3 separate regions of the Homo sapiens genome follow, and regions 2 and 3 are each linked to region 1. Evidence: chromatin contacts called from ENCODE Hi-C or POLR2A ChIA-PET data. All regions are on one chromosome and are shown on one strand. The core of a region is the stretch at or near the end of the contact, and the rest is flanking DNA. Distances in the headings are between cores, read along the strand shown.

The links. A loop is a pair of places that touch in the nucleus more often than their neighbours do. ChIA-PET counts read pairs that join two places held with the same protein, here RNA polymerase II (POLR2A). Pooled maps may share reads with other maps.
Region 2: a loop to region 1 is called in a pooled map, with 6 times the contacts of the local background. The contact joins the promoter of RAB4A-AS1 here to the promoter of COQ8A in region 1. A Hi-C loop is called at or near these places in 2 of 50 pooled maps. POLR2A ChIA-PET finds 5 or more read pairs at or near these places in 2 of 52 experiments (activated B cell and activated T-cell).
Region 3: a pooled map shows a loop between it and region 1 (6-fold over the local background). The contact joins the promoter of ABCB10 here to the promoter of COQ8A in region 1. A Hi-C loop is called at or near these places in 4 of 50 pooled maps. POLR2A ChIA-PET finds 5 or more read pairs at or near these places in 2 of 52 experiments (CD8-positive, alpha-beta memory T cell and activated B cell).

What each region holds. Positions count from the first base shown.
Region 1 is chr1:226,938,640-226,941,911 of GRCh38, reverse strand. COQ8A (coenzyme Q8A) reads right to left here and starts at 1,618. Exons shown (of 15, transcript NM_020247.5): 1 at 1,513-1,618. RefSeq lists silencers at 1,393-1,552, 1,603-1,912 and enhancers at 2,183-2,282, 2,473-2,522, 2,257-2,948.
Region 2 is chr1:229,269,804-229,272,883 of GRCh38, reverse strand. RAB4A-AS1 (RAB4A antisense RNA 1) reads left to right here and starts at 1,730. Exons shown (of 2, transcript NR_149313.1): 1 at 1,730-1,908. RAB4A (RAB4A, member RAS oncogene family) reads right to left here and starts at 1,773. Exons shown (of 8, transcript NM_004578.4): 1 at 1,514-1,773. The coding sequence starts at 1,544. RefSeq lists silencers at 1,232-1,391, 1,432-1,961.
Region 3 is chr1:229,556,894-229,559,978 of GRCh38, reverse strand. It overlaps ABCB10 (ATP binding cassette subfamily B member 10), which reads left to right and starts at 1,272. Exons shown (of 13, transcript NM_012089.3): 1 at 1,272-1,843. The coding sequence starts at 1,327. RefSeq lists an enhancer at 493-682 and silencers at 853-1,552, 1,613-2,062.

The DNA.
Region 1 (3,272 bases), core at 369-2,868:
CATTCTGCCTGGTTCACTTTTCCTTTGAGTTGCTCAACATTAGGCCCCAAATCATTACGATTCTGCATAGTCCGCACCATTTGCAAGGCTGAACAAAACACTCTAAGCCATTGCCTGAGCCTTTTTTTTTTTTTTTTGAGATTGAGTCTCGCTCTGTTGCCCAGAGGGGAGTGCACTGGCGCCATCTTGGCTCACTGCAACCTCTGCCTCCCAGGTTCAAGCAATTCTCCCACCTCAGCCTCCTGAGTAGCTGGGATTATAGGCGCCCGCCACCACATCCGGCTAATTTTCGTATTTTTTTTTTTTCGGTAGAGACGGGGTTTCACCATTTTGGCCAGGCTGGTCTCGAACTCCTGACCTACGGTGATCCACCCGCCTCGGACTCCCAAAGTGCTGGGATTACAGGCGTGAGCCACCGCACCCAGCCGCCTGAGTCTTACAGATGCTGCTCCTGTAGCTCCCCTTTTGTCTCTCCTCGGGAGAAAGGCCTTCCTCCAAAAGAAGAGTCTCCCAAGAGCCCTCCTGCCAGGATGACCTACCCATCCACAGCGTGACAACTGGCAGGCTGGCATCAAGGAATGTTCAAATCCTTTGGCAATCAGGTAGGCCTGGCATGACCAGCTACTCAATCCTGTCACGTAGATCCAAGGCCCAAGTGAACGTGCACAAGTTTTTCAACAGGCTGTAGGCCCGACTCAGGCTGGAAGACTGCACACAAGCCTCTCACCCTTCAGGAACCTGACATCTCTCACCCAAATGGGGAGTCCCAACACCCAAACCTGCCCCTGCAGCACTCCCCATCGCCCAAAGAGGGTTTGGCAGAGGGGCTGTTACCTCTGTGCAATGGGTGAGAATGAGCCTCGGAAAGGTTCGAGTTTAGGGGAGTAAGCCCAAACCACTCACAAGACCCCCCAGAGTTTGGAGAAGAGGAAAGGCCAAAGAAAAGCGAAAGGAAGAAAGGATCAAAAAGGATCCCCTGTCCCAAGTTCACACAAAATTCCCACCTGCGAAGCCCAACAGCTGGCTCCAGCCAAGGAAGTCAAAGTTCTCACCCAAACCTGCAGCCAGCGGCAACGAGCCTAGAGCCCCAGACACACAGTGCAAGGGGGTCTGGGAGTGAAGAACAACATTATTAGAAAGCGAAGCATCAAAGCTGTATTGGCGACCAAAGGGCATGGGCAACGGGCATTCGGCAGCGGGAAGGCGGTCGGGCAAGCAGCGGGCGTGTTCCAGGGACCCAAGGCTCTGCACGTGGCCCTCGTCTCCTCCCCGAAGCAGGAACGAGGGGCTGAGGTGGACCCAGGGACGTGAGACGGCTGCAGAGGACCCACCCTGCAACTGAGGCGCCCCCACTGCGTCCGGACCTGAGGCTCGCGGCCAGCGAAACTCGCGGGGAAGCTGCGCTGTCACATGAAGAGAATGCAAGAAGGGCTGAGGTGGGTGTTGACCCCAGCTCTGGCCGCAGCCAGACGGCGCCTGGGCACGCGGCGGGCCGGCGGGTGGCAGCCTTACCTGGCTGCAGGAAGCTGGGATCCGCGGTCACCTTCTAGCCGCCTCCGCGCCCGCCTCTGCGCGCTGGCCACCGCGCTGACGCCCGCCACGCGCTCCGGATCTGTTTACCAACTCGCCCGCTCCGGGGGAGCCCCAGCTCACAAGCCCCGCCCCGCGGGCCGCTCCCATTGGCTGCACCGCCGTCCGCCTGCCGAATGCCGCTCTGCGCGTGGGAGCGTGCTCGGCCCGTGCTCCCGGCCCGTAGCCAATCGCGACCGAGAGCGGAGCAAGAGGAGCCAATGGGAGGCTACCTTAGCGGACAGGGCCCTCCTGTTCTCCTTTTCCCCACCTCCCGGCTACCTTTCTCTCTAGCAAACCGGGGCTGGAGGCCTGGCTTTGGAGTTGCTGGCCTGCGCGCATGCGCCTTGAGAACGGGAGCCTTTTTCACTGCGATGCAGTGTGCGTGGCCGCAAAGGCACCCCTGCGTGCTTGTTGCCTCCAGACTGGTGCTTGCTGGGCCTCTGCGCGGGCCTGGGAGGGGAGGCTGTGGACCAAGCAGACGCGACTGCGGGGCGTGGAGGGTGCCGCCGCTTTAAGGACCGGGCGATGCCTGTTCTTTGCTCCTCTCTATGTAGCAAGAGCCCCTTGCCCAGGGTCCACAAAAAGCACTCCGAGGAGGGGAAACGCGGCGGGCAAGGCCGCGCACTTCCACTTCCGGCCCTTCGGCCGGGGCCCTTCAGGCTAAGGATGCTTGTTTTGTGTGGCGCCATCCTCAAAACAGGAAGCCTCTGCCACCCGCGCCCCGAGGGTAGAGAGATAGTACCCTCACCGGAGTCGCTGTCCGCCCGCCGGTCTCGTCGGCGTGCAGGTGCCCGCAGTCGCTGACAGCCGGGGTTTTGGAGGGCGCGCAGCCAACACGGGATGGAGCTCGGGTGCAGCCCTCGGCGTCCCCGCCGAGCAGCCCTGGGAGGCACCGCCACCAGCAGCACGCAGATTTGCCCCGTCACTCCCTCCTTAACGAGAAAAGGAACGTATGAGCCAAAGTCGGCTCGACAATTTCCACTCAGATGACCCCAAACACTGGTCTGCAGCTCTGTTAATCGTTCTTGTGGAAAAAAGAAATAACAATTTAGTTTTTCATGAAATGAAATACTCAAGCCAAAGGATTGTTCCTTATTCTGAGCCTCCCCCCGCTTTTTTTTTTTTTTTTTTTTTGGTATTGTGAAACGAAAATTCACTCTGCCAAAAGGAAAAAAAATTAAACTGAAAGCTGAGTCATGCAACTGCCTTTCCTTTTGTTCCTAAGCAGATAGCTACAGATTAAAGGTGAAGTATCTCCACTCTATGTTCACCTTATCTTGTGTAAAGTGCCGATTTACTGAGCGCCAAATACATAACTGTTGCCCTACCTGCTCCCTTTATCGCAACATGTGGCTTCAATAATGTGAACATACCTTCCATCTTCCCCCTCCAGCCTGCTTTTCCCCTTTAAATATTGAAGCCCTCAAAATCATCTTTGGAGAAAGGCACAGACCTGTCTTCTGGGCGCGAGTCCTTCACCTTCGCAACATAAATTTCTAAACTGATACAGGTACTTTTCGGTTCACAAATATTGACATTTAACTTAATTGAAAGTCGTTTGTTTTATATTATCACTTGGAAAAATTTAAAGTTAGCTGTTCTATGTTGATGCCTAAAATTGGGGATAGGGGCCTGCTTTATTATAATGAAATCCAGAAGTGAACCTAATTTCACAGTCCCCCATCGGCTCCCCAGAGATC
Region 2 (3,080 bases), core at 481-2,980, 2.3 Mb before region 1:
GCCTTCTAGGAACAGATGTCATGCCCCTTTGTCACCAAGAACAGGGCAGTACCAGTCACAGGAGTCACTCACTGAAGGTGGACCAAATGCACTGTGACCCCAGCATGGAAGCCCTTCCAAAAGTTCCCATTTTTTCTTACAAGACAAACTGACGCCTTCCTCAAGACCCTCTCCTCTCTGCCTCCTCATCCACCTCTCCAGCGTGGTACTCAAAACACACCCTTCTTGAGTTACCCTTCCCACAGGCCTGAGATGTTCTGCGTGCTGCCTGGTTAATGCCTCCCTGACACCCCTGTCTGGGTCATCTTTCTTTCTAACACACTTTCACGGACCACACTCCTTCAGAACTCTTGCCTGGTTTTTAATTATTCACTCATTAGTATCACAATTGGATTAATACTGCATTCCCTCAATAGACTACGCTCCATGAGACCAGAGCCGTGTCTGCTGTGTTTCTGCAGGATGTACAGCCCTCCCAGCACGGTGCTCGCTTCCCTAATGCCATTCCACAGTATTTGTTGCAGAGAAGGAAGCAGCATGCCAGGACAGATGGAGACAGGACTAATTTGGCTTGAGGTATGTAATTTTGAACTTGAGCCTCTCTCTGGGACTGTAAAACTCCAAATCAAAGTCTTAATCTGAGAATACATACATCTGAAAGAGTGATTAGGGACTGGTAAACATCTATTAATATTCAACTCTGATACAAAGTACAAGTTGTTTATTCTTACCACGCAAGGCCAAAAAAGGGGAGAAAAAAAAAAAAGCACACAGCATATGCACTGGGAAAGCTTTCGCTTATTCAAAACAGTATTTGTCAAGCACCTCCAGGTCTGGGTGCTGCAGGGGAAACAAAGATTAAACAGCCAGGGCTTTGCTTCCAAGGTGCTTACGGTCTTAAGAAGGAGACAAGACATGTTTATAAATAGCCAAAATGCAACCCAGAAAAGGCTAAAAAACACTGAGAGGGAGGGAGAAATAAACGAAGCAAGAGGTCTCCGGAGGAAGAGATGAATGAATTAGCCTATTAATAACTCCTCACTGTAATCCCAATGTAAAGCAAGGAATTCCAAACCAGGAAAGGTCAAACTGAAGTATTTGAGGAACACAGGCGTCGCCCTAAGCCCTTCACAGGCTCGCTGGGGATAATATCGCAGCTGAAACCGAACATCAAGCTGGCTTTTCAAACCTTCAGTTATTTACATTAGACTGAGAGGGGAAAAGCGCTAAGAGTGCAAGAGCAGAGAAAGAGCAAGAGGAAACTTGAAAAGGCGGATCACGCCAATGCGCTGTGCACAGCGCCCCCGCGCCCCGCGCACCCGCTACCCCACCCGAGCCCCCAGCGGCCCGCGTCCCCCATCCCGGTCCCAAGCCCAGACACCTCCGAGATCCGTCCCCCGGCTCCGGCCGGCGCCACCGCCACCCTCAAGACCCCCGCAGCCCAGGCCCGGCCCCGCGCCACCGACGCCCCCCGCGGCCCGACCCGCGCGCCCCGCCAGCCCGGGCCTCGTACCGTAGGTTTCGGACATGGCCGTCTGCGACATCTTGGGAGCGGCGCCGCCTCTCGCCGGGTCACCGGCTGCACTCGCCCGCGGTCCGCCGGCGCGTCTCGGTGGGGAAGGACCTGGGGCGGGGGACCGGAGGAGGGAGGGGCCCGACCGGTCCCCACGGCAACCGCCGGTCTCCCAGCGGCTGCGGCCCAGCCGGACTCCAGCTCCGCGCAGGCGCAGGGCCCTCCACCCTCCGTCCGGCCGCGACCGCGAGGAGGAAGAGGAGATGGGCTACGCGAGGCCCGGCCCACCCCGCGTTCGCGCGTGCGCACGGGGAGGCCGGGGCGGGGCGCGTGAGGACTTCGGCGCGCGCCGGAAGCACGTGCGCGGGCTGGGCGCTCTGGCGGTGTGCGCTGAGGTGGGCAGAGCGGCAGGTGGGGGCGTTGGGGGCTGAGTCCCGATTTCCCTGAGGGAGGGTCGGGTAGAGGCGGGCGGTGGGCAGGTTTGGGGGTGACAGAGGGCTGGGGACAGTGGGGTCCAGTTGCCGGACAGAGGAGGAAGGTGCCCGCACTGGGGAGGAAAGCAGTCCATTTGCCAAATTGGCCCGTCTCAGTTAAGACGTTGTCTTCGGTCATCATCTGCGGCTGTCAGCCAGGAAAAAACTTCCCTGACGCTGTTACGATGGAGGCCAGAACTTGGTTAATGTGTAACAAGGAGGCAGTAGGCCCCAGGTGTCCAGCCAGAGGCCGCCCTGTGAATGGGAGGCAGGTTCATTTACCCGTTGGGAAGCTAAGCTTTCACTCCAAACTGCCGGGCCCTCTTGGATGGAGCTGAGCGGGTGTGGGCGGAATGACAGAAGCGCAAGATGCCCAGGTGCTAAAAGGTCATCGCAAGACTACAGGCTGCAGCCTCTCCACATCCCATTTTAGAGGGTTCTGGATTACGGTTGAGAAGTATCTCCCGGCCCTCAGCTGGGGATGTGTTTCCAAATTTAGGAGTTTTTTTAATTTTTATTTTTTAACAGGGTCTGGCACTGTCAGCCCAGCCCAACCGATTCTCCTGCCTCAGCCTCCTGAGTAGCTGGGGCTAGGGGCTCACACGACCACACCGCGCCAATTTTTAAATTTTTTGTAGAGATGGGGTCTTGTTATGTTGCCCAGGCTGGTCTTGAACTCCTGAGTTCAAGCATCCTCCCTCCTTGGCCTCCCAAATTGCTGGGATTACAGGCATGAGTCATCTCACCTGGCCTTGGATAGTTTGGTTTCAGAAGCAAAACTGAGTTAGAATCCCCTTCTGTGGGAAATGTAGAGATAAACATTTATGGGAAAGAGAATTTTGGTTGAGGATTTGGCCCATCTGAGCTTGATCAGGGCCACATAGCGCCTCATAGTTCCCAACCTTGTTCACAATAGGTAGTCGAATGCTCAAAATATCCTTGGCTAAGCTCCCAAGTGACCTGGACTGTGTGGAAAATGCCAGTACATACTTTTGTGTGTGTGTGTGTGAGTCAGTTTGGCTCCATCCTCCACATAAATTGGCATCAGAGCTTCCCTCTTCCCCAGTGGCTATTTGGGTCGGTATTTTTCTCTT
Region 3 (3,085 bases), core at 23-2,522, 2.6 Mb before region 1:
ATGTTTATGTTGATTATTGAGGTTTTTTTATTTTGTGAACCCATAAAATTTGCAACTGACAGTACCCTGTCCAGGTCCAGTAAAAATACCTAGGAGTCTACAAAAATCTACCCACGACTCACTGGACCTCAGGTACATATCCCCCCCCGCCCCCATGAAGTCTCCATAAAGTGTCCCAGTGAGTTTTAATGTTCTCTCCTGTCTTTCCATGCACGTGTATTAAGATGCATTGCCTTCTGATTAGTGTTTTCCACTTCGAACAGCGGGAATGCCTCGACCACGCCTGTCTTCAAATTTCTGCTCTAGTTAAGAAACGATCTCAGGCCGGGCACGGTGGCTCACGCCTGCAATCCCAGCACTTTGGGAGGCTGACGCGGGCGGATCACCTGAGGTCAGGAGTTCGAAAAGAGCCTGACCAACATGGTAAAACCCCGTCTCTACTAAAAATACAAAATCAGCCGGGTGTGGTGGCGTATGCCTGTAATCCCAGCTACTTGGGAGGCTGAGAAGGGAGAATCACTTGAACCTGGGAGGCAGAGGTTGCAGTGAGCCGAGATCGTCTCAAGAAAAAAAAAAAAAAGAAAAAAAAGAAACGATCTCTTCCCTTCTCAAAGTTATATACATTTCACTATTCGCCAACCACCTCCTCCACGCCGTCCAGAGCTGAGCTGACACGCAGCGAAGTCCTCTCAGTGGTCCCTCCGCACCTCAGCCCTGTGCTTGGCAGCGAGACGAGTGACAGGGCCGCCCCAGCATGGGTCTCCCGGGCCGCGGACCCGCCCCACGCCGTATCCAGCACGCTGTCCTCCCGCCCCATCTTTGTGCCGGCCATCGTGTGGTCGCGTCTGCGCGCTCCGCCCGGTCTGCCGGCGTGAGAAAGAGCTCGTGTCGTTCCCAAGTTCAGACCAGAGGGGACGGCGAAGCGCGAAAAAGTTCCCTGCGCCCAGTACGCAGGCGCAGCCGTGCTCCTGGGCTTCCCGGGCCTCGTCCCAGCTGGCGCGCCCGGCGCTCCTCCGCCAGCGGGCAGTTGGGGGCGCTGCAGGGAGGGCACCCGAGCGGGTTGGGGGCGCTCGGAAGGGTGGCTTGCAAGGTCCGGGTAGCTGCAGTCCCCGGAGTGGGGCGGAGAGGCGCGGCACCGCGCGGACGAGGATGGGGCGGGGGCGGGCGCAGCCCGAGGGTGCAGGCACGATAAGGCGGGTGACAGCCAGCGGGGAGGGGCGGGCGCCACCGCGTCCACGCCCTTTGCTCGGGGCCGGGCCGGGAGGGTCCTCGGGCTTTGCGCGCGCCTGGCCGGCGGGCTGAGGCGTACGGGTCGCACGCAGCGCCATGCGAGGCCCCCCTGCCTGGCCGCTGCGGCTGCTCGAGCCACCGAGCCCTGCCGAGCCAGGTCGGCTCCTGCCGGTAGCCTGCGTGTGGGCCGCGGCCAGCCGCGTTCCCGGGTCCCTATCGCCGTTCACTGGCCTGAGGCCGGCGCGGCTATGGGGCGCGGGGCCCGCGCTGCTCTGGGGCGTTGGAGCCGCGCGCCGCTGGAGGAGCGGCTGCCGGGGCGGGGGTCCGGGCGCCTCGCGGGGCGTCCTGGGCCTCGCGCGGCTCCTGGGGCTGTGGGCTCGCGGCCCCGGCAGCTGCAGGTGCGGGGCTTTTGCCGGGCCAGGCGCTCCTCGGCTCCCGCGCGCCCGGTTCCCGGGCGGTCCCGCAGCCGCTGCCTGGGCAGGGGACGAGGCCTGGCGGCGCGGGCCGGCGGCGCCTCCCGGGGACAAGGGGCGGCTGCGCCCCGCAGCGGCCGGACTCCCGGAGGCCCGGAAGCTCCTGGGGCTGGCGTACCCTGAGCGCCGGAGGCTGGCAGGTAGGGTCCTCCCCGGCCACTTCCCTCCGCCGGGCCTCTCCTTCTCCACACGCGGGGTCCCGGGGCGCCGAGAGGGACACGGCCGGGCCGCAGAGCGCGTGTCACCGCCGCCTCTCCTGGGCCACTCCTAACCCCGGAGGAGGGAGGGGATCGCTCACCTCAGAGTAGCGTTGTCAAGATTTCGCCTTAGCTGGGGACTCGTTTGCAGATTTTACACTTGTTTTCTTGTTGACACACGTTATATATGTCATTATTGGAATCTTTGGGTCTGTTCCACCACCAACTTAGTGGGAGCATCTGTTTTGGCTTAGGCAGCAAAATGAGCTGGAGGTTTTTCCTTGGAAAAAAAAATTCTAGCCAAAAATATGCCTATTTTGTTATTAGGCGTTTATACTTTTTTTTTTTAACCAAAAACACATTATTTGCTTCAAGCGAGTCTGTCAAGCAGTCACCAATGCTTTCACAGCGGAAAGCAAAACTTTCAGACTTGTCTCTTGTGCAGGAAGTTACAGCACTGTGTTCAACAGGCCACACCAGTGATCTGTTCAGTAATTGAGTAACTTTTTTAAAAGAAGCCAAAATGAATGTTTTTAGAAACAAAATTTAAATAGGACAGTTTTCTATAGCTCCTCATTTTTTAGCCATAATTGGAGGAGTGTTTAGATGCAAGGGCCTTGTAAGATCTAAAATTTTTTCGATTTCTCTAAATCTTCACTCCTTCTATAAACATCTGTTGAGCCCTCATTCTGGACTGGGCCCTGGGTTTACAGTGGCATGCACAAGGAAACATGGTCCTCACTTCTGCTGGGGCTTCTAGGTTAGTGGGGAGAAGCATCTATGAAATATTCGTATGTATAGAGGTAAACCTGCACCTGTGGGCTGTGGAAGGGGGCCTGTGGGGCCTGTGAGGTTGTCAGGTGCAACACCAGAAAAGCATTCTTTGCTGCAAATCCATTGCTTTAGAAAGGACCCTCCTGGGTAGTGATTTGGGATTTAGAGTAGGTTTGCACAGTGGAGGAGAGCAGTTAGGGTGGCGACTTTTCATCTACCAGTTGCTATGAAAGCTTAGGGGGCTGTTGATATCACTCGGGTGTAAAGAGAATTATTTCATTGTTCAGTTGGTTGAGTGTAGATTTTGTTGTAAAATATCTTTTTCTCTTTCCTCTTTTTAAAAACATTGGAGACTAGGAGCTCTCACTGGACTTTGAGCTGCTTGAGACGGGGACTGTGCGATTCATCTTT